2 separate regions of the Homo sapiens genome follow, and region 2 is linked to region 1. The links are chromatin loops, found by intact Hi-C in ENCODE. Cell type or tissue: ovary. All regions are shown on one strand. Each heading gives the region's core, and the rest is flanking DNA. Links, peaks and the distances in the headings are about the cores only. Region 1 overlaps LOC105376863 (a long non-coding RNA gene). Region 2 overlaps ELOA-AS1 (ELOA antisense RNA 1).

Region 1 (10,474 bases), core at 735-8,734:
GCCTCCCAAAGTGCTGGGATTACAGGCGTGAGCCTCCGTGCCCGGCCTCAAAATATTTATATAAATTTACTGTCACTCAAAATCTAGGTTTGAAATTCACTCTTGGTCACTAAAGGGGCAGGTGCAGAGTTTTTCTGTCCTGGGTCCTCAGCCTCGTGCCCCATTTCTAGCTCTCTTCCCTGCCCCTCTGCCACCCCACTCCTACCCCCACATGGGACTGCTGCTGTGGAATATGCTTTCTCAATTTCCCAAAAGTCTGAGGTCATCCAAAGAGCCCCCTTACTTACTTAGCAAGTACAGGAGAAGCCTTGCAAATCATTTTTTATTTGCTAGAATTTTCTTTTCACCATTTTTTTCTCCTCTCAAAAGGAAACTTTCCATCCTGCAGGAAGAAGACAAAATAATTATCTCATTCACGTGGTCAATGATAATGACTGTGATAAATGGTCCCAATAAAGAGATTCTTGGGTGAACAGGGATCTCCAAGCATTGCCACGATAGTACACAGAGAGTTTTATCTGTGGTTTATGTACACAAATAAGTTCTGATTGACAGAAAGACTGTGGACTCAACAGCTGACATGTAAAAGGGCAGGATGAGGCCAGGCGTGGTGGCTCATGCCTGTAATCCCAGCACTTTGGGAGGCCGAGGCGGGCAGATCACCTGAGGTCAGGAATTCAAGACCAGCCTGACCAACATGGTGAAACCCCATCACTACTAAAAACACAAAATTAAGCAGGTGTGGTGGCGCATGTCTATGAGCCCAGCTACTTGGGAGGCTGAGGCAGGAGAATCACTTGAACCCAGGAGGCTGAGGTTGCAGTGAGCTGAGATCACACCATTGCACTCCAGCCTGGGCTACAAGGTGAAACTCTATCTCAAAAAAAGAAAAAAAAAAGAGCAGGATGCCAAATGAGCAGGATGCCTCCTTTCTGGGTCTCCTGCCCCCCTTGTATGTCTGCAGGACTACTCGGGGAGGTGACTCCCATGCTCTCTGCCCACATCAATTTGCTTCAGGCTGTACACTTGGCTGTCTCTCTTGGACAAAAACCACCATGTGCCCCAGTTGTGGTCCCTAATATATCCTCAATGCTGGCCAGACCACTCCTGCTCATAGGTCACCGCTCCACCCTGTCACCATCACCTGATTGGATACCAGTTCTCCTCTGATTCACCCCTCATGCATGCTGCAGCTTTGAGTTGCCCAGGAGGGCCATTTCTAACCCCTGAGCAACTGTCAAAGAAAAACAAGCCAGACACTAGTTAAAGCAGTGAAAACAGATTATATGCAGTAATGAGGGGCAGTAGGGAAAGGAGCTGAGCTCTCTTCTGGTTTACCCAGAGGTGACAGCATTTTAAAGGGAGAATGGGAGTGGGAGTGGGAGTGGGAGTGGGTGGAGGCAAGCAGGGACTAAAGGGAAAAATGATCAAGTGAAAATGCAGTCGGCCAGCTGTGTCTGCTAGCTGGTGATCAACAAGGTCGGGATTCTGTCCTCCCACAGAGACTGGGAGACAGAGGCCCTCCTGATAATCACATTTCAAAGGAATGGCTTTCAGGTCTTTGAGAAAGGTAAGTTGTAGGAGATAGACACACATCTCAAAGGGGCAGAGGAAGGAGTCTCAATAGGAAGCCCTTTGCATGAATGCTTTGCAAAAGGGAGGTCAGGGGTCTATGTTAGGTGCTGGCTGCAACAAACAGTTAATTCTTTTGACAGCCCGGAGATTTTACAGACAGGAACTTAAAAGGGGGCTGGATGGTCCCAGAGATGCCACCTTAGGCTGCTAGAAGCCATGCTAGGGCTGGTCAAATCTCTTAGCACAGGAGTTTGGAGTCATTAGGTGAAAAGAGTTCTTGCAGTTCTCACTACCATCACACCAGACCCAGAACCCAACCAGGGCCACTGACCTTGCCCTTGCTATTTGCCTGCCTGCCAACAACCTCTGTTCTTGTCCATGAGCTGCCAACAGCCTCACCAATAATTGCTACTTACATATTTGACTCTGCAGCTCACAGTCTGCTGCTGGCGGAGGAAGGACTCAACTTCCTTCACAGCTTGGACTCCTGGTGCTACAGCTTCATCAACTTTTATGCCTAGATTAGTTTACTTCCCCAGTGCAACCATGAGCCACCACCTGGAGGTCCCAGTTATAGCCACACCCCGTGCAAAGAGCCACTGCCTACATCCCACCCAAGGCCCCACGTCTGAGCCTAGCATGGTGTATTCCTTCTTCTCCATTGTCGCCTCTCTCTCTGGAACACAATTGCACCTACGGTGTGGTTCCATCCCCCACCAAACATGCCCAGGTAAATTTGAACCCCAAGTGAGGGCAAAGCTCACATTTTTCACCTGGTGCTCCTAAACCTGTGTAAATAAACAGTTCTAACCATGCAGCCGGAAGCTATTTTATACTGTTATCTAATGTGGGCTTTGTTCCTGAATCTTTCCGCCCATTTGGGAAGCAGGTAGGACATTTGAAGCTCATTCCCTCAGGAAGTGATGGGGGATACAGCAGAACAAAGAGTCCATTCTTAGCTTTTGAGTTTCAAATAGACCTTTGAAATTTATGCCAGAGAGCATATTTGTGGGGGGAAATAGGGGCAGGAGTTGAATTTTTAAATCTAAAGCCTAGGCCAGGGGCAGTGGCTCACATCTGTAATCCCAGAGCTTTGGGAAGCCAAGGAGAGGATCACTTAAATCCAGGAGTTTTGAGACCAGCCCGGGCAATATAGTGAGACTCTGTTTCTACAAAAAGTAAACAAAAATTCACCAGGCATTTGTGGAGTACCTACAGTCCTAGCTATTTAGGAGGCTGAAGTTGGAGGATCACTTGAGATGGAGAGTTTGAGGCTGCATGAGCCATGATCGCGCCACTGCACTCCAACGGCGACACATTGAGATCCTGACTCATAAAATAAAATAAAATCTGGCGGGGTCCAGTGGCTCATGCCTGTAATCCCAGCACTTTGGGAGGCCGAGGCGAGCGGATCACCTGAGGTCAGGAATTCCAGACCATCCTGGCCAACATTGTGAAACCCCATCTCTACTAAAAATACAAAAATTAACCAGATGTGGTGTCACTCGCCTGAAATTCCAGCTACTCGGGAGGCTGAGGTGGGAGAATTGCTTGAACCCGGGAGGTGGAGGTTGCAGTAAGCCAAGATGGACTCCAGCCTGGGTGACAGAGTGAGGATCCATCTCAAAAAAAATAAAATAAAATAAAATCTAAAGCCTGATAAAAGTTTGTGTCTCAATAAATTCAGCGTGATGAAGTACAGCAATAGCAGCTTCAAGATTGAGAGGAGAGGGGCAAGTTGGGGAGGAGGGAGAGGGTTCTTAGGTGTGTCACTGAGAAGAGGCCCTGTTCCATGTCATGCTAGTTCCCTGGCCCATTCTCAAGGGTAAGAATGATGTCAGACCCCATCAAGTCTCACTGAGGATCCAAGAGCAGAGAAGACCAAAGGCGGATGTTCTGGGAGGCTCCTGCAGCTCAAGCTTTGGGCCCTTTACTTGCACCGGCCTCTTCCAAGGCTCTGGACCTAATTTCATATTAATGGCTTTTATTTTCTTTAGAGAAGACCCCTAGAACTGCTTCAGGATCTGCCCCTGAAGAGGCCCTCAGCCTCACTTTCTCAGAAAGAAGCCCAGGACACTAGCCTGTTGGACGTAAGACCACAAGGAGCAAAAACATACCCTGGCTGAGGCCCCAGATCAACCAGCTCCCAGCCAAACCCCCAGCCGACTGCAGTTGCAAGTGGTCTCGGCCAAGACCAGGAGAAGAACCATCCATCCCACCTCAAATAGCTGACCCACAGAATCATAAACAAATAAGACAGTGTTGTCATAAGCCACTAAATCCAAGAGTGTTTTGTTATACAGAAATAGATAACTGATGCAGTGAATTTGGACAAGTCATCAAAAAAAAAAAAGAATTTTTGGATGAGTCACTTTATTCACTCAAAATAATATTTACTGGGAAAAAAAGTGAAGGGCGGAAGAATACGCCACCCCAAAATATGCTATTTTGGCTTAAGAATTATTTTGAGTTAAAGGCATGAACACTGACATTTTTTCTTTCTGAAAGCAAATTCCCAGTGACAGTTGTTCTTTCAGGACAGGTGCAGTGGCTCACACCTGTAATCCCAACACTTTGGGAAGCCAAGGCAGGAGGATTGTTTGAGTCCAGGAGTTCAAGACCAGCCTCGGCAACATGGTGAAACCCCGTCTCTATTAAAAATACAAAAATTAGCTGGGCGTGGTGGCACATGCCTATCATCCCAGCCACAAGGGAGGCTGAGACACAAGAACTGCTTGAACCCAGGAGGCAGAGGTTGCAGCGAGCCAAGATTGTACCACTGCACTCCAGCCTGGGCCACACAACAAGACTTCATCTCAAAAAAAAAAAAAAAAGCTGGACACAGTGGCTCACACCTATAATCCCAGCACTTTGGGGTGCTGAGGCGGGCAGATCACTTGAGGTCAGGAGTTCGAGACCAGCCTGGCTCTCATGGTGAAACCCCATCTCTACTAAAAAAATACAAAAATGAGCTGGGCATGGTGGCGGGCACCTGTAATCCCAACTACTCGGGAGGCTGAGGAAGGAGAATCACTTGAACCTCGGAGGCAGAGGTTGCAGTGAGCTGAGATCGCACCACTGAACTCCGGCCTGGATGACAAGAGCGAGACTCCATCTCGAAAAAAAAAGAAAAAAAAATATCTTATGTTAGCAGGGCTCTCAAAGGCAAGCACTGAATATAACAACTGGAATGGAAAAACTGAAAGAAGCTCTTCTAGTACCTAAGCAAAGCCATCCTCAATCCTAAAGCTGGGGGGCCCTGGAGTACCCTCCCGAGAAGTCTTTCTTACCCAGGATTCAGTGTACACAAATTGAAAGACTGAGGGAATGAGTAGGTTTCCTAACTCAGTTCTCCATGCCAAAGTTCATCCTCCTACGGGCTGAGAGCAGGGTAGAACTATTTCAGGCCCAACGTCAACATCCTTGAGAAATTCTTATCTGGAAAGAGTGGGGAGGTCGCCATGGCAACCTGTCCCAGGCCCAGCCCTGGCACAGCTCCAAGGCACACAAATAAAACCATTGGAATGTGGTGCAGGGCTCAGGGCGGGATAACTAGAAAGTTGCCAAGTTTCCATGAAAACCAACAATGTGAGGCCTCAGCCTCTGGAAGATGTCAGTAGGGAAGCTTGGGTCCCCACAGGGTCTACCCATGGAAATATAACACATTCCTAAATAGCACATATGTGCGCGCACACAGCATCACACGCACACAGCCTGCTTGGACGACAGCGACACTGCTTCTTGAAAAAGAGCCTTGTTGAAAGGAGAGCACTGGCCTTAGAGCCAGACAGAGATTCCAGTACCCGCCCTGTCAATTCCTGGGAACCCCAGGTCAGTTTCTGAACAAGTTATCCTCGTGGCCACCTCCCTTGCCTTCTCCATGTCTTTGTTCCAAGGTCATCTCCATGAGACATTTCCTGGTTACTTTAATTATTTATGTATTTATTCTATTTATTTATTTATTTATTTTTCTTGAGATGGAGTCTCGCTCTGTCGCCCAGGCTGGAGTGCAATGGCACGATCTCGGCTCACTGCAACCTCCACCTCCAAGGTTCAAGCGATTCTCCTGCCTCAGCCTCCCAAGTAGCTAGGATTACAGGCATGTGCCACCATGCCCAGCTAATTTTGTATTTTTAGTAGAGGTGGAGTTTCACCATGTTGGCCAGGCTGATTTTGAACTCCTGACCTCAGATGATCCACCTGCCTTGGCCTCCCAAAGTGCTGGGATTACAGGCATGAGCCACCTTGCCCAGCCGCCCTAGTCACTTTAAATCAAATTGCAGGCTGGGCACAGTGGCTCACGCCTGTAATCCCAGCACTTTAGGAGGCCAAGGCGGGTGGATTGCTTGAGGTCAGGAGTTCAAGACCAGCCTGACCAACATGGTGAAACCCCGTCTCTACTAAAAGTACAAAAGTTAGCCGAGCATGGTGGTGCATGCCTGTAATCCTAGCTACTTGGGAAGCTGAGCAGGAGAATTGCTTGAACCTGGGAGGCTAAGGTTGCAGTGAGCCGAGATCATGCCACTGCACTCCAGCCTGGGTGACAGAGCAAGACTCTGTCTCAAAAAAAAAAAAAAAAAAAAAAAAAAAAACCAGAAAGAAATCAAATTGCAGCCTCACGCATCCCCCACGCTCCTACTCTTCTTTATTTTTCTCCATGCTCTTAGCACCACCTGACATGCTCTATATTTTACTTCCTTAACTTATTTATTACCTTGTTAATGTCACTTCCACAGGGACAGGGATTTTTGTCCCTTTTGCCCATGCTCTACCTCCAGCACCTAGAAAATACCTGGCATGTAGTAGGTGCACAAGGAAGATTGTTGAGTAAATGCATGTAGTTTTGTCATTAGCAAAATAGGAGTCATTCTACCACCATAGGGTTAATGTGAGGGTTGAAGGAGATGCTATGGCATTAGTGCCCAGTCCTTAGCAGGGGTACCAGTGTCACTTCTGGTTACATCCTGCATTTGGTGAGGTCCCCTCATCACCTTCCTGTAGTACTTAGATCACATTTAAGAACAATTTTCATGGTATCTTACTTTCTGCCTGGGAAGGGGTATACCTGACCCCTGAGCCCAAGAATTTATCTGTGTCCTCGTCCTGCAAAACCACTAGACATTAAGCTAGGTGCGGTGGCTCACACCTGTAATCCCAGCACTTTGGGAGGCTGAGGCAGGCGGATCACTTGAGGTCAGGAGTTCGAGACCAGCCTGGCCAACATGATGAAACCCCATTTCTACTAAAAATACAAAAATTAGCCAGGCATGGTGGTGGGCACCTGAAATCCCAGCTCCCCGGAAGGCTGAGGCAGGAGAATCACTTGAACCCAGGAGGCAGAGGTTGCGGTGAGCCACGATGGCACCATTGCACTCCAGCCTGGGCGACAGAGCAAGACCCTGTCTCAAAAAAACAAACAAATAAAACCACTAGACATTAAAGACAGCAGAATCAGAGATTCAGTCCACAGAGAATTTTGCTCTAAATATTTGTTAGGAGTCTGTGTAAATAAACTAACTCATTAATAGGAAAGCACATCTCCAAAAATATAAAGATTTGAACAAGCAGGAAATGTTTCACCAGTAAACAGAAAGAACAGATCATTTCTTGCATCCTTAACACATAACAGGTGGTGTATTAGGCACCTGACATGTCTTCTGTCATTTCCGTCTGTGTCAACCTTATAAGGAAGGTATTTAAGAATGAAGAAACTGGACAGGTGCGGTAGCTCACACCTGTAATCCTAGCACTTTGGGAGGCCGAAGCGGGTGGATTACTTGAGGTCAGGAGTTCAAAACCAGCCCGGCCAACATGGTGAAACCCCATCTCTAGTAAAAATACAAAAAAATTAGCCAGGCGTGGTGGCAGGCGCCTGTAATCCCAGCTACTTGGGAGGCTGAGGCAGGAGAATTGCTTGAACCTGGGAGACAGAGGTTGCAGTAAGCCAAGATTGTGCCACTGCACTCCAGCCTGGGCAACAGAGCAAGACTCTGTCTCAAAAAAAAAAAAGAAAAAAGGAATGAAGAACCGAGGCCTAGGTTAGGAAACTGGCCTGAAGTATCACAGCAGTAAGCAGTGCAGCAGGAGTTGAACCCAGAATCAATCAAGCTCCGAAGCTTGTGTTCTTCCTGTTGTCCCACCCACCTCTTTGAAAATTCATTTAATAAAAGGCCTCTCTGCCAAACTAAGGAGTTTGGATGTATTCTGTAAAATACATTCTAGATGCAATGCAATTCTAAAAATAAAAAAAGCAACTGAGGTGTAAGTATTTGGGATCTACTAAGGAAGGAGGAATTATTTCTTCCTGAGATAAATCAGAAAAGCTACGGAGAGGAGGTGGCACTTCCTCCCAGCCTAAATGCTTTAGGGACTCGTATTCCATTAACTCATCTTTCCAGAGTTCATCGCTGGCTTTTGGTTCTAACACATGACCATGAACAGCACTCTCTACTTATATGAGTTTTCCATCTTGTCATATTTTCAGCAGGTCATTCCTTTGGGATCCTTTATTTTTATTTATAGCCTTTTGCATCATCTGACTGCAAGAGTTTCGCATGTTCTGGCAACAGCCAGTATCTGGGGGATGGGAGTCTCCAAGCACTACAAATTTTTAAGAAAGAGGATATATGAATTTAAGGTAGCTTAAACTCTTCTAGAACATATAAAAAGATTAAGGAATAATGCCTTATAAATTTAATATAAATAAAATTAATATAATATAAATAAAATAGCATATAAATTATATATAATAAAATATAAATTTTATTTAATAAAAATAAAATTAATATAAATAAAATTTAATTTTAAAAATTAAAAAAAAAAAAGAAAGAGGGTATGGAAGTTTCTCCAGAACAGAAACCTGCAAAGTCTAAAATCAAGGGCTATATCTAAGCAGTGTGCTGGAGTCTGCTTGAATCAACCCTTATGTTGAGTTACTTCAGGTAGCTTGAAATTAGACAAGGTAGAGTTATTTACACCACAGAAATCGACAAATGCTATAAATCAAGATCTTTTTTTTCCCTCCTATGGAGCCAGTTGTTAAACATTTACCAGCACATAACTGGCTATACCAGGTCTCCTGAAGCCCTGTCTATTATAAAACAGCAGAAAGAATCCTGGATTTGAAGTCAGGAAACTTGAGTTTTAGCCTGGTGTCATTATTAACACACTGTAAACCTTAGACAAGTCATTTCACCTCTCTCGGCCTCAGTTTCTTTACCTAGGGGAATTGGCTACATTCAAAACCTAGGATCACCGGGTGATAAGTTATTTCCCAAAAAAGAAAACAGGTTGGAGGTTCTTCAAGCTGTTTTCGATATTTTAAAAAGAAAAAAGAAAACCATGCATTAATCCTCTCGTAAGTCCACAAAGGTTAACTTAATTAATAAACTGTGTTTAATGCCTAAAATCTTTCAAAATATGAAACTCATGGAGAAAAAGATAGTAAGAGGAGTCAGCCGTCTGTTCCCCTAAATCCAATGAATTGACCACCTGAAATGGGACAGTCACTGTTGGTCACTAATGTTTCAGTGCTAAAGAAAACACTGCCCTGCCCTTGAGGAATTTACAGATTCAGGAGGCAGACAGACAGGCAAGTGTGCATCATAATAAATGGAGTCTGTGTTCTGATGGGGTAAGAACTGGGCTTGAAGAGAGCATATAGCAGGGGCACTAACTGTTAGGAGGAGGCTTCTTGGGAGAAGGGACATCGAATGGGAATCAAAGCCCAGAGGTCCAGCCAGGTGTGATGGCTCATGCCTGTATTCCCAGCACTTTGGGAGGCCGAGGCGGGCAGATCACTTGAGTCCAGAAATTCGAGACCAGCCTGGCCAACATGGTGAAACCCCGTCTCTAATAAAAATACAAAAATTAGCTGAGTGTGGTGGCGGGCACCTGTGGTCCTAGCTACTCGGGAAGCTGAGGCAGGAGAATCTCTTGAACCCTGAAGTCAGAGGTTGCAGTGAGCCGAGATCACGCCACTGCACTCCAGCCTAGGCGACAGAGCCAGGCTCCATCTCATTAAAAAAAAAAAAAAAGCCCAGCGGTCAGACAGTAGGAGCAATGGGGGAGTTGCAATCATTGAGAGCAACAAAAAAAGTCTGGTACAAGTTGATGCTGGGAAGGCACATAGGGCCTTTTGTATCAGGTAAGGGAATTCAGAAGTTATATCTAGCGTCCTGGGAAGCCACTGAAAGGTGTGTGAACAGGTGAGTAATTTGAGCTTTAGAAAACTCATCCAGGCTGTTGTATGGAGCATAAATGGAAAGGAAACTCCACTGGAAGCTCAGAGACCAGTTTAGAGGCTCTTGCGGCAAAATCAGAGCCTGGTGACCTGGGGTGGAGAGTGGATGGAGGAGAGGATGCACTAGGGCTTCAGGAACAAAGTGCCACACACTAGGGGGCTGAAAACAGCAGAAATGTATTCTCTCACAGTTCTAGAGGCTAGACAGCCAAAATCAAAGTGTCAGAGGGCCTCCGCCCCCTCGAGACTCCAGGTGGAATCCTTCCTCCCCTCTTCTTAGCCATCTCATGCCACTTTCTGCCTGGGTCATCACATGGGGCATTCTCTGTCTGTGTCTTCAAGTTGTCTTTTGATAAGGACAACAATCATTGGATTAATGACCCACCCTACTCCATTATTACTGTCTTAGATTATTGGGGCTACCGTAACAAAATGCCACAGACTGGGTGGCTTATAAACAACAGAAATTTTTTCTCACAGTTCTGGAGTCTGAGAAGTTCAAGGTCAAGGTGGCAGGGCTGGGCATGGTGGCTCACACCTGTAATCCCAGTACTTTGGGAGGCCAAGGTGGGCAGATCACTTGAGGTCAGGAGTTTGAGACCAGCCTGGCCAACATGGTGAGAGTGTCTGTACTAAAAATACAAAAATTAGCCGGGT
Region 2 (10,474 bases), core at 1,470-9,469, 250 kb after region 1:
CAACATTTAAAAAAAAAATAGAATACAAAAAAAAAAAAACCCAGAATGTATCACACATTTCAAGTCTCAATTGATGAAACTTTTGTTTCAGTTTTGAGTTTGTATTCAGACACAATATGATGTGTTTTTCATATTGTGGGTTGAGATCAAAATAATTAAAAGTCACTGTTTAGAGGTGAAATAATCTTGTTTTCAGGATAGAATGTTTTCCTACTCCCTGGTGGGGAAAAGACAGGATACAGAAAGAGAGTTATGGGATACCCTGGCTACCCTCTTCCCTTCACATCTGGCTCTGGAGTGCTCAGTGGGGCTGGTGAAGTATAGACCAAAATATCCATTTTTTCAAGTTCCATTCAGAAATATTTTCTGGGCCACATGCAGTGCCTCATGCCTGTAATCTCAGCACTTTTGGGAGGCCAAGGTGGGAGGATCACTTGAGCCCAGGAGTTTGAGACTAGCCTGGGCAACATAGGGAGACCCCATCTTTACAAAAATAATTAAAAATATTAGCCCAGCATGGTGGCTCATGCCTGTGGTCCCAGCTATTTGGGAGGCTGAAGTGGAAGGATCTCCTGAGCCTGGGAGGGTGAGGCTGTAGTGAGCTGTAATCATACCACTGCACTCCAACCTGGGTGTCAGAGCAAGACTGTCTCAAAAAAATAAAAACAAGAAAAATATTTTGATGTCCTATTTTAGTTACTTGTGCAATAAGCAAGCTTGGTTCTGTTTCAAAATAGCTCAGTGCCGTGAATTATTCCTGCTTTTAGGTCACAGTTTCAGGTAAGGGACCTGGAATGTGGCAAACAGTAAATGTTTACTTGACTGATATACTTGGTAGCCTTTCTTTGGTAAGAGTGTCCTTTTGAAGAACCAACTCAGGCCTTACCCCGGAGATCTACTCATTTTGGCTTTTTCCTGTTGCCTTCATTAATGATTTATTTGAGCACTGTGTGCTAAGCACATTATGTAGTTCATCTCAATTAATTGTCACATGAACTTTAAGAGCTAGGTACAGCCAGGTGTGGTGGCTCACACCTGTAACACTTTGGGAGGCCGAGGCGGGTAGATCACTTGAGGTCAGGAGTTTGAGACCAGCCTGGCCAGCATGGTGAAACCCCGTCTCTACTAAAAATAGAAAAATTAGCCAGGCATCGTAGCGTGTGCCTGTAATCCCAGCTACTCGGGAGGCTGAGGCAGGAGAATCGCTTGAACCCAGGAGGCAGAGGTTGCAGTGAGCCGAGATTGTGCCACTGCACTCCAGCCTGAGCGACAGAGCGAGACTCCATCTCAAAAAAAAAAAAAAGAGAGCTAGGTGCTATTACCTACTGTTATCTCCAATTTGAAGATGAGGAAAACTGAGGCTGAAAGAGGCAAACTAACTTGTCTGAGACTAGGTAAAGTTAGGAGGTAACCAGGCTTTGAACACATCCTGTAGTGTTCTTGTAACACATCAGTAGTTTCCTGGTTAGGGTGGGGAGGTTGAGGCGGGAGGTGCACACAAAGTAAATATGCTGTATCAATTAGCTTATGCTGTGTAACAGATTACCCTAAAACTTTGATAGCTTTAAACAACAAACATTGATTAATTCGCATGATCCTGTGGATTAGCTTTTCTGGGCCAGTTCAGCTTGGGCTGGAAAGTTTGGGATGGTCTCACTCTCGTCTGCTTGATGCTGGCTGTTAGCTGGGATGATGGGACCACGTGTCTCCAGCAGACAAGCCTAGCTAAATTACATGGTGATAATTGCAGAGTTCCCAGGAGCAAGAGAGGGCAAGACTCAATTGCACAAGCACTTTTTTTTTTTTTTTTTTTTTTGAGATGGAGTCTTGCTCTGTCACCTAAGCTGGAGTGCAGTGGCACAATCTCCGCTCACTGCAACCTCCCCCTCCCGGGTTCAAGCGATTCTCCTGCCTCAGCCTTCCGAGTAGCTGGGATTACAGGCGCCTGCCACCACGCCTGGCTAATTTTTGTATTTTTAGTAGAGATGGGGTTTCACCATGTTGGGCAGGCTGGTCTCAAACTTCTGACCTCAGGTGATCTGCCCACCTCGGCCTCCCAAAGTGCTAGGATTACAGGCATGAGCCACTGCGCCCTGCCAGCACAAGCACTTTTTAAGCCTTACATCTATAATCTTTCTATAATGACCCATCAGCCAAATCCAAATTCTAGAGTGGAGAGCTAGACTGTAGACTTCACCTCCTGATTGGAAGAACTGCAAAATACTGTGGCTCCTCCCCTCCCAGTAGGTCTGTATTAGTTGTCTTTTGTTGTGTAACAAATTATTCCCAAACTTAATGGCTTAAAACTGTAGCAGGACAAGCTGCAGATAAAACCTGTCAGACACCAGGTTAAAGAAGGAAGAGACTTTATTCGGCCAGGAGCGTTGGCAGAGTTGTGTCTCAAGAACCAAGCTCTCCAAAGAAAAAGTTCCTGGCCCTTTTAAGGGCTTATAACTCTAAGGGGGTCCACGTGAAAGGGTTGTGATAGATTGAGCAAGTGATCTATAGGTAACACATGTGGTTAGGGTGGGGGCGTTAATCTTTAACCTCAGGCCTGGTAAGTGGCATCAGTTGGTCTTGCCACTGACTTCATTCCTGTTGTTTTTCAGCTTTTACTTCTTCCTTCTCTTCAGAGACAGTAAGAGAAATGGCCTCTCTCCTCAAAACAACAATTAACATTTATCATCTCACAGTTTCTGTGAGTTAGGAATTTGAGAGCGTCCTAGCTGGGTGGTTCTGGCTTGGGGTCTCTCATGAGCCTGAAATCATATGAAGGCTTGGCCAGGGCTGGAGAAGCCCCGGCTGGCAAGTTTGTGCAGGCTCTTGGCAGGAGGCCCCAGTTCCTTAACACATGGACCTCTCAATAGTACTGTTTGAGTGTCCTCATGATACAGCAGCTGGTTTTCAGCAGAACAAGTGATCTAAGGGCAAGGTAGAAACCACCAATGTCTTTTATGACCTAGCCACAGAAGTCCCATATTGTCAATTTTGCAACATCCCATGGTTTCACAGGTCAGCCATATTCAGTGTGTGCGGGAACTTCATAAGAGTGCAGATACCAGGAGGTAGAAATCATTAGAGGCCACCTTAGTGGCTGGCTACCATGCTGCCATACATGTTAAGTGGCACTGAAAATGGCTTTATTCTACTGTACTTAATTAGTAGTTTGGCTGTGGATAGAATTCTTTCATAATTGTGAAGAAATTGCTCTGGTTTTCTTCTGGCTTTGATAAATACAATGCTGTTCTGAATCCTGATTCTTTTTATGGGTTTTCCCCCCACCCCACCCCGTTTTCTGGAAGCTTTTAAGATCTTCTCTTGGTATTCTAGAATGTGATGATTTTTGTTGTGCTTTGGTCTCTTTTGTCATTCATTGTGCTGGATACCTGAGGGACCTTTTCAATTTAGAACCCCTAGAACAAAGTGTGAGCACACAGGTTAGGACCTCTGCATGCGTGGACACAAGGCCCTTCCAGGCACACAGATTTAGAGATATGGAGAGAATGGGGCAGGGCTAGGGTCCTGTTCTCTGCCTCTCACCACCTTCTAGTACAGAACTCTGAGAGGCCCAAAAATGTGAATGTGGTCTTCCAGGTCATTGTGAAGGTTTATTTATTGACATAGCAGAATAGATTGTCTTTTATTTAATAGTTCATTAGGGTCATTTATAACTTTTTAAGTATGCATTCAGCTGTATTCTTGCTCCTGTCCTGCAAATATTAGGTTTGGCCTGCTAGGCAAATTGCTTAACCTCTCTAGGTCTCAGATTTTTTTCTTTTTTCTTTTTATTTATTTATTTTTCTAGGCCTCAGATTTGTCTTACATAAAATGGGAATCATAACAGTACCTATGTTGTGGAGTGCTATGACAGTAATGTGAAATAACACATGAAAGTGTTTGGTATAACATCTGGTCCACAGGGAAAGGCTATTACTGTAGCCGCCCCCCTCCCCTGCCCCTGACTCGGTTTTGCTTTCTGTGGTTTCAGTTACATGCAGTCAACCACTGTCCAAAAATATTAAATGGAAATTTTCAGAAATAAACCATCTGTAAATTTTAAATTGCATGCTGTCCTGAGTAGCGTGATGAAGTCTTGTGCTGTCCCGCTCTGTCCACCTGGGGAACCTGAATCGTCCCTTTGTCTAGTGCCTCCACGCTGTATACACTCCCTGTTCGTTAGTCACTTACTAAGTAAGTGCCCTGTTCGTTATCGGATCGACTGCCGTGATATTGCAATGCTTGTGTTCAAGTCACCCTTATTTGACTTAATAATGGCCCCAAAGTGCAAGAGTAGTCATGCTAGCAATTTGGATATGGCAAAGAGAAGCCATAAAGTTCTTTCTTTAAATGAAAAGGTAAAAGTTATAATAAGGAAAGAAAAAATAAAGTGTGCTGAGGTCGCTAAGATCTGTAGTAAGAACGAATCTTCTATCTGTGAAATTATGAAGAAGGAAAAAGAAATACCTGCTAGTTTTGCTGCCACACATGAAACTGCAAAAGTTATGAGCACAGTGCCTGATAACTGTATTACATCATATTGCTATAATTGTTCCATTTTATTATTAGTTGTTTAATCTCATCGTGCCTAATTTATAAATTAAATGTAATCATAGGTATGTATGTATAGAAAAAAGCATAGTACTGTATATATAGCGTTCAGTACTATTTCAGTCATCCCCTGAGGGTCTTGGAACATATCGCCCACAGATAAGGGGGGACTGCGGATAATCCCCAGTTTATGGTGGTTCGACTTATGACTTTGTGACTTTACAGTGGTGCAAAAGTGGTAAGAATTCAGCATTCTCCTCGACAAGTGGACGAGCATCTACTGTGCTTTCACAGCGGCTATCACTATTGCCAGCAGCAAGACTGTCAGCTCGGCGCCCTCGTCTGGTTGGATGGGAAACTGCAGTTGCTAAGGGAGCTGGGTTTGTAAGGAGCCGGCCAGGGTTGCAGGGTGGCTTAGCTGTGATTTGGGAGTAATGCCTTGTGCCTCTGCTTACTGTCTCCTCTCTTGCACTCCTATGTTGCAGGAATCTCTGAGGACAAATGGGAATTCTCACTGATTTCTAGGACTACCCTGGGGCAGGTAAGAAAAGCATCCAAGTTTTTTCCCATTGCTCCATTTATAAACTTTTTTTTTTTTTTGGAGATAGGGTCTCACTCTGCCACCCAGGCTGGAGTGCAGTGGCACAGTCTTGGCTCACTGCAACTTCTGCCTCCTGGGCTCAACCAGTCCTCCCACTTCAGCCTCCTGAGTAGCTGGGACTACAGGTGCATGCCACCATGCCCAGGTAATTTTTGTATTTTTTGTAGAGATGGAGTTTCATCACATTGCCTAGGCTGGTCTCGAAATCCTGGACTCAAGTGATCTGCTGGCCTCAGCCTCCCTAACTGCTGGGACTAGAGGCCTGAGCGACCACCCCTGGCTGTAAACATTTTCTTAGCTCAAGGATTGCTGAATTTGTATCCATTTTCTTCTCTCCTATCTCAATTGGGTGGGTGAAATGATACTGTTAATTATTTTCTGTTACTTTTGAATGCTTCTTTGTGGCGAACTGAGGGCATAGTAATACTGTAGCAGCTAACAACCATATGGGTCCCGAGGGCTTTACTAATGTTATTTTTTAATTTTCCTAATTGCAGGTGTTTTATTATTAGCTTCATTTTATAGATGAGAAAACTGGGCACAGAGAGGCTGAGTTACTTGCTCAAGTTCATACAGGTGGTCAGTAGTAGAGCTAGGATTTGAACCCGGCAGTCAGCCTCGGGAGTTCATGTTATTTTTATTTATTTATTTTTTGAGACAAGGTCTTGCTCTGCCACGCAGACTGGAGTGCAGTGTCGTGATCTCAGCTCACTGCAGCCTTGACACCCCCAGGCTTAAGTGATCCTCCTGCCTCAGCCTCTTGAGTAGCTGGGACTACAGGCACACATCACCATGCCTGGCTAATTTTTGTATATTTTGTAGAGACGGAGTTTTGCCATGTTGCCGAGGCTGGTCTCAAACTCCTGGGATCAAAGGATGCGCCCCTGTTAGCCTCCCAAAATGCTGGGATTATAGGTGTGAGCTACCGAGTCTATGTTCTTTTTTTTTTTTTTTTGAGGCAGAGTCTCGCTCTGTCCCCCAGGCTGGAGTGCAGTGGCGCGATCTCAGCTCACTGCAAGCTCCGCCTCCCGGGTTCACGCCATTCTCCTGCGTCAGCCTCCAGAGTAGCTGGGACTACAGGCACCCGCCACCACGCCGGGCTAATTTTTTCTATTTTTAGTAGAGACGGGGTTTCGCCGTGTCAGCCAGGATGGTCTCGATCTCCTGACCTCGTGATCTGCCCGCCTCAGGCTCCCAAAGTGCTAGGATTACAGGTGTGAGCCACCGTGCCTGGCCTGAGTCCATGTTCTTAACCACACTGAACCTCCTCCAAATATTATTTAATATTTATGATTTACGATGTGCCAGGCTGAGACCCCAGAGCTTAGGCTCTTCTCCACCATGCTGCACTTACCAGCTGTGTTACCTTGGACAAGTCATTTTCCTCAGAGCTTAGGTTATAACAACAACTGTTTACTAAATGCCCACTCCGTGATTGGCGCCTGGCCTAATCCATCATCATCATCATCCTGGCTAACATGTCCTGAGCTGTTTCTGTGTGCCAGGCACTGTTCTAAGCATTTTAACACTGCAAGGTTGATTTATTTTCCCTTGTTTTTTTTTTTTTTTTTTTTTTTGAGATGGAGCCTCGCTCTGTCACCCAGGCTGAGTGCAGTGGCACAATCTCAGCTCACTGCAACCTCCACCTCCTGGGTTCAAGTGATTCTTCTGCTTCAGCCTCCTGAGTACCTGGGACTACAGGCGCACACCACCATACCCAGCTAATTATTATTATTATTATTTTAATTAATTAATTTTTTTTTTTTGAGACAGAGTCTCACTCTGTCGCCCAGGCTAGAGTGCAGTGGCATGATCTCGGCTCACTGCAAGCTCCATCTCCCGGGTTCACGCCATTCTCCTGCCTCAGCCTCCCGAGTAGCTGGGACCACAGGTGCCCACCACCACGCCCAGCTAATTTTTTGTATTTTTATTAGAGACAGGGTTAGTAGAGATGGTCTTGATCTCCTGACCTCGTGATCCGCCCACCTTGGCCTCCCAAAGTGCTGGGATTACAGGCGTGAGCCACAGCACCCAGACTTTTTTTTTTTTTTTTTTTTTTGTGAGATGGAGTCTCACTCTGTCACCTAGGCTGGAGTGCAGTGGCGTAATCTCGGCTCACTGCGACTTCCACCTTCCAGGTTCAAGCAATTCTCCTGCCTCTTCCTCCTGAGTAACTGGAATTACAGGCTCACACCACCACACCTGGCTAATTTTTGTATTTTTAATAAAGACAGGGTTTCACCATGATGGTCAGGCTGGTCTCGAACTCCTGACCTCGTGACCCGCCTTCCTTGACCTCCCAAAGTGCTGGGATTACAAGCGTGGGCCACCACGTCTGGCCTAATTTTTGTATTTTTAGTAGATACCGGGTTTCACCATATTGGCCAGGCTGGTCTCGAGCTCCTGACCTCGTGATCCGCCTGCCTGGGCCTCCCAAAGTGCTGGGATTACAGGTGTGAGCCACCACGCCCAGCCTATTTTCCTCATTTTTAGAGAAAGAAACTGAGAGATTAAGTGACATGCTCAAGTCCACATGGCTAGAAAGTGTGGGGTTTGAAGCCAAGTCTGACGTCTGACTCCACAGCCTGTGCCCTTAGCTGCCCTTCTCTGAGCCTTGTGGATTACCTAGAGCCCAGGCTGTCATGATTACCTTTGGAGGTTTTTTTGTTTTTTTTGGTCAGCATACATTTTTCTCTGGATTTTTAGTTTTTTCCAATAAGTTTTGGGGGAACAGGTGGTGTTTGGTTACATGAATAAGTTCTTTAGTGGTGATCTCTGAGGTTTTGGTGCACCCAACCTTTGGAATCTTTAATGCTGTTAGCAAATATTCCCAATTCTCTGCATCCAGGAACATGGATGGATTGTGCTTCCTTGACCCCATGAATTAAGGTGCAGCCAATGCAATATGATGGCAATGATAGATGTCACTTCTAGACAAAACTTAACAGTTATATCAATATTGTAATTAATATTATTTTTTATTATTATAATTAATGTTAATAATATATTAATATTCTCTACTTGCCTCGAAGATCTTACAAGCATGGGAATGGCACCTCCCTTAGCCTGGGCCCCTGAGTGAGGATGACATAAAGCAGATCCCTGTCAGACTCACAATGGACAGGCGGTGAGACCTCTGTTGTTGCAAGCCACTGAGATTTGAGGGTTGTTGCTGCAACAGAACCATGTCCAAGGCTTCTCAACCTTGGCTCTATTTACATTTTCGGCCAGATAATTCTTTGTTGGGGGAGGGGCGCTGTCTTGTGCATTGTAGCATGGATAGCAGCATCCGTGGCCTCTGCCCACTAGATGCCCATAGCTCCCCAACAACAGCGACAACCAAAATGTCTCCAGATGTTGCCAAGTGTCATACTGGGAACAAAGTCACCTCTAGTTGAGAACTACTGCTGAGCCTATTCCTTTTTCCTTTTTTTTTTTTTTTTTTTTTTTGAGACAGGGTCTCACTTTGTCACCCAGGCTGGAGCTTTGTCACTCAGTGCAAACTTTGCTTCCCAGGTTCAAGAGATTTTCCCACCTCAGCCTCCCAAGTAGCTGGGACTGCAGGCATACGCCACCACACCTGGCTAATTTTTGTATATTTTGGTAGAGACGGAGTTTCACCATGTTGGCAGGCTGGTCACAAACTCCTGACCTCAAGTGATCCACCTGCCTCACCTCCAAAGTTCTGGGATTACAGGCATGAGCCACCGCACCTGGCCGGCCATTTTCTTTAAATCCAGAAGAGGTGGCAACACTGGGCCCTGTCTTCAACCCGGAAGCAATAAAGTGGAGCTGTGTGAATAGCTCCATTTTCTTTCTGTTCCCATCACAGCCTGCTGTCACATACCAAACCCCTGGTATTTGAGTTTGTGGCCGTAAGAAATTAGGTGGTCTTCCTTTTTAGTGGTTGTTAGAAGCTGCAGTTTAAGGGACCCGAAAAAATTAGAATGGGGCCCCAAAACAGAAAAGTCAAACTAACTCTGAGGAAGCAGGCACTAAGATTTCATTTATCAGGAAGGACTTGTTGACCTCAAAATAGTTCTTAGCTTGTGACCCTGAAGTTTGAATTCCCATCAGTAAAAAACAAAACCTTTTTCTTTCATTCCACATTTAGAGGGAAAGAAGGAGGGACACTAAAATGTGGCTCCCCTTCTGTCATTGAATCCTTATAAGAATTCCTGCAGAGTGTCATAATTCCCATTTTACCAATGAGGAAACTGAGGCTCAGAGAGGTGTGGGAGTGGTGGAGGCAGGATTTGAACCTGGGTCTCATCCCAAAGGTCATGCATGCTTTTTCCACTACACTAGACATTCCCAAACCAGGCCGCTCATCGAGTTCATTGGGGGAAGCCTACAAAAGCGTACCTGTTTCCAGATCCTACCTTTGACCTATTCAACCATATTTCTTCAGTAGGGCCCAGAAACCTGTACTTTAAAGAATTATTTGTGGCCGGGCGCCGTGGCTCACGCCTGTAATCCCAGCACTCTTGGAGGCCGAGGTGGGTGGATCACGAGGTCAGGAGATCAAGACCATCCTGGCTAACACGGTGAAACTCCGTCTCTACTAAAAATACAAAAAATTAGCCGAGCGTGGTGGCGAGAGCCTGTAGTCCCAACTACTCGGGAGGCTGAGGCAGGAGAATGGCGTGAACCGGGAGGTGGAGCTTGCAGTGAGCGGAGATCGCGCCACTGCACTCCAGCCCTGGTGACAGAGTGAGACTCCGTCTCAAAAAAAAAAAAAAAAAAAAAAAAAAAAGCCAGGCGCGGTGGCTCACGCCTGTAATCCCAGCACTTTGGGAGGCCGAGGCGGGCAGATCACGAGGTCAAGAGATCGAGACCATCCTGGCCAACATGGTAAAACCCCGTGTCTACCAAAAATACAGAAATTAGCTGGGCATGGTGGCGCACACTCGTAGTCCCAGCTTCTCGGGAGCCTGAGGCAGGAGAATTGCTTGAATCCGGGAAGCGGAGGTTGCAGTGAGCCAAGATCGCGCCACTGCACTCCAGCCTGCCAATAGAGCAAGACTTTGTCTCAAAAAAAAAAAAAAAAAAAAGAATTATTTGTGCAGTTATTTGATAACTGTCTCCCTACTAGATGAAAGCTTCATGAGGGCAAGGGCCATGTCTCTTTTTTTTTTTTTTTTTTTTTTGAGACGGAGTTTTGCTCTTGTCCAGACTGGAGTGCAGTGGCACAATTTCGGCTCACCGCAACCTCCACCTCCTGGGTTCAAGCGATTCTCCTGCCTCAGCCTCCCAAGTAGCTGGGATTACAGGCATGCACCACCACGCCCAGCTAATTTTGTATTTTTAGTAAAGACGGAGTTT

The links. Hi-C counts contacts between places; a loop is a spot of excess contacts. Peaks named below come from ENCODE experiments on the same cell type or tissue, not always from the same donor. Only the 100,000 strongest peaks of a DNase experiment are listed, where the experiment ranks them.
Region 2: it touches region 1 in a loop (2.7-fold over the local background); 5 of 110 quality-filtered maps call a loop at or near these places.

Annotation. Positions count from the first base shown.
Region 1 is chr1:24,013,575-24,024,048 of GRCh38, reverse strand. LOC105376863 (a long non-coding RNA gene) reads right to left here. Exons shown (of 3, transcript XR_947072.3): 2 at 288-382. Among named protein-coding and RNA genes, the nearest start is that of SRSF10, 38 kb to the right of the region's middle. In ovary, for the core only: a CTCF peak has its summit at 4,955; DNase peaks (open chromatin) are centred at 3,708 and 5,058; H3K27ac peaks cover 3,809 bases.
Region 2 is chr1:23,766,726-23,777,199 of GRCh38, reverse strand. ELOA-AS1 (ELOA antisense RNA 1) reads left to right here. Exons shown (of 4, transcript NR_038280.1): 2 at 4,774-4,932; 3 at 5,034-5,089. Among named protein-coding and RNA genes, the nearest start is that of ELOA-AS1, 6.3 kb to the left of the region's middle. RefSeq lists an enhancer at 1-58 and a silencer at 4,067-4,361. In ovary, for the core only: a CTCF peak has its summit at 4,903 (motif pointing left); a DNase peak (open chromatin) is centred at 4,889.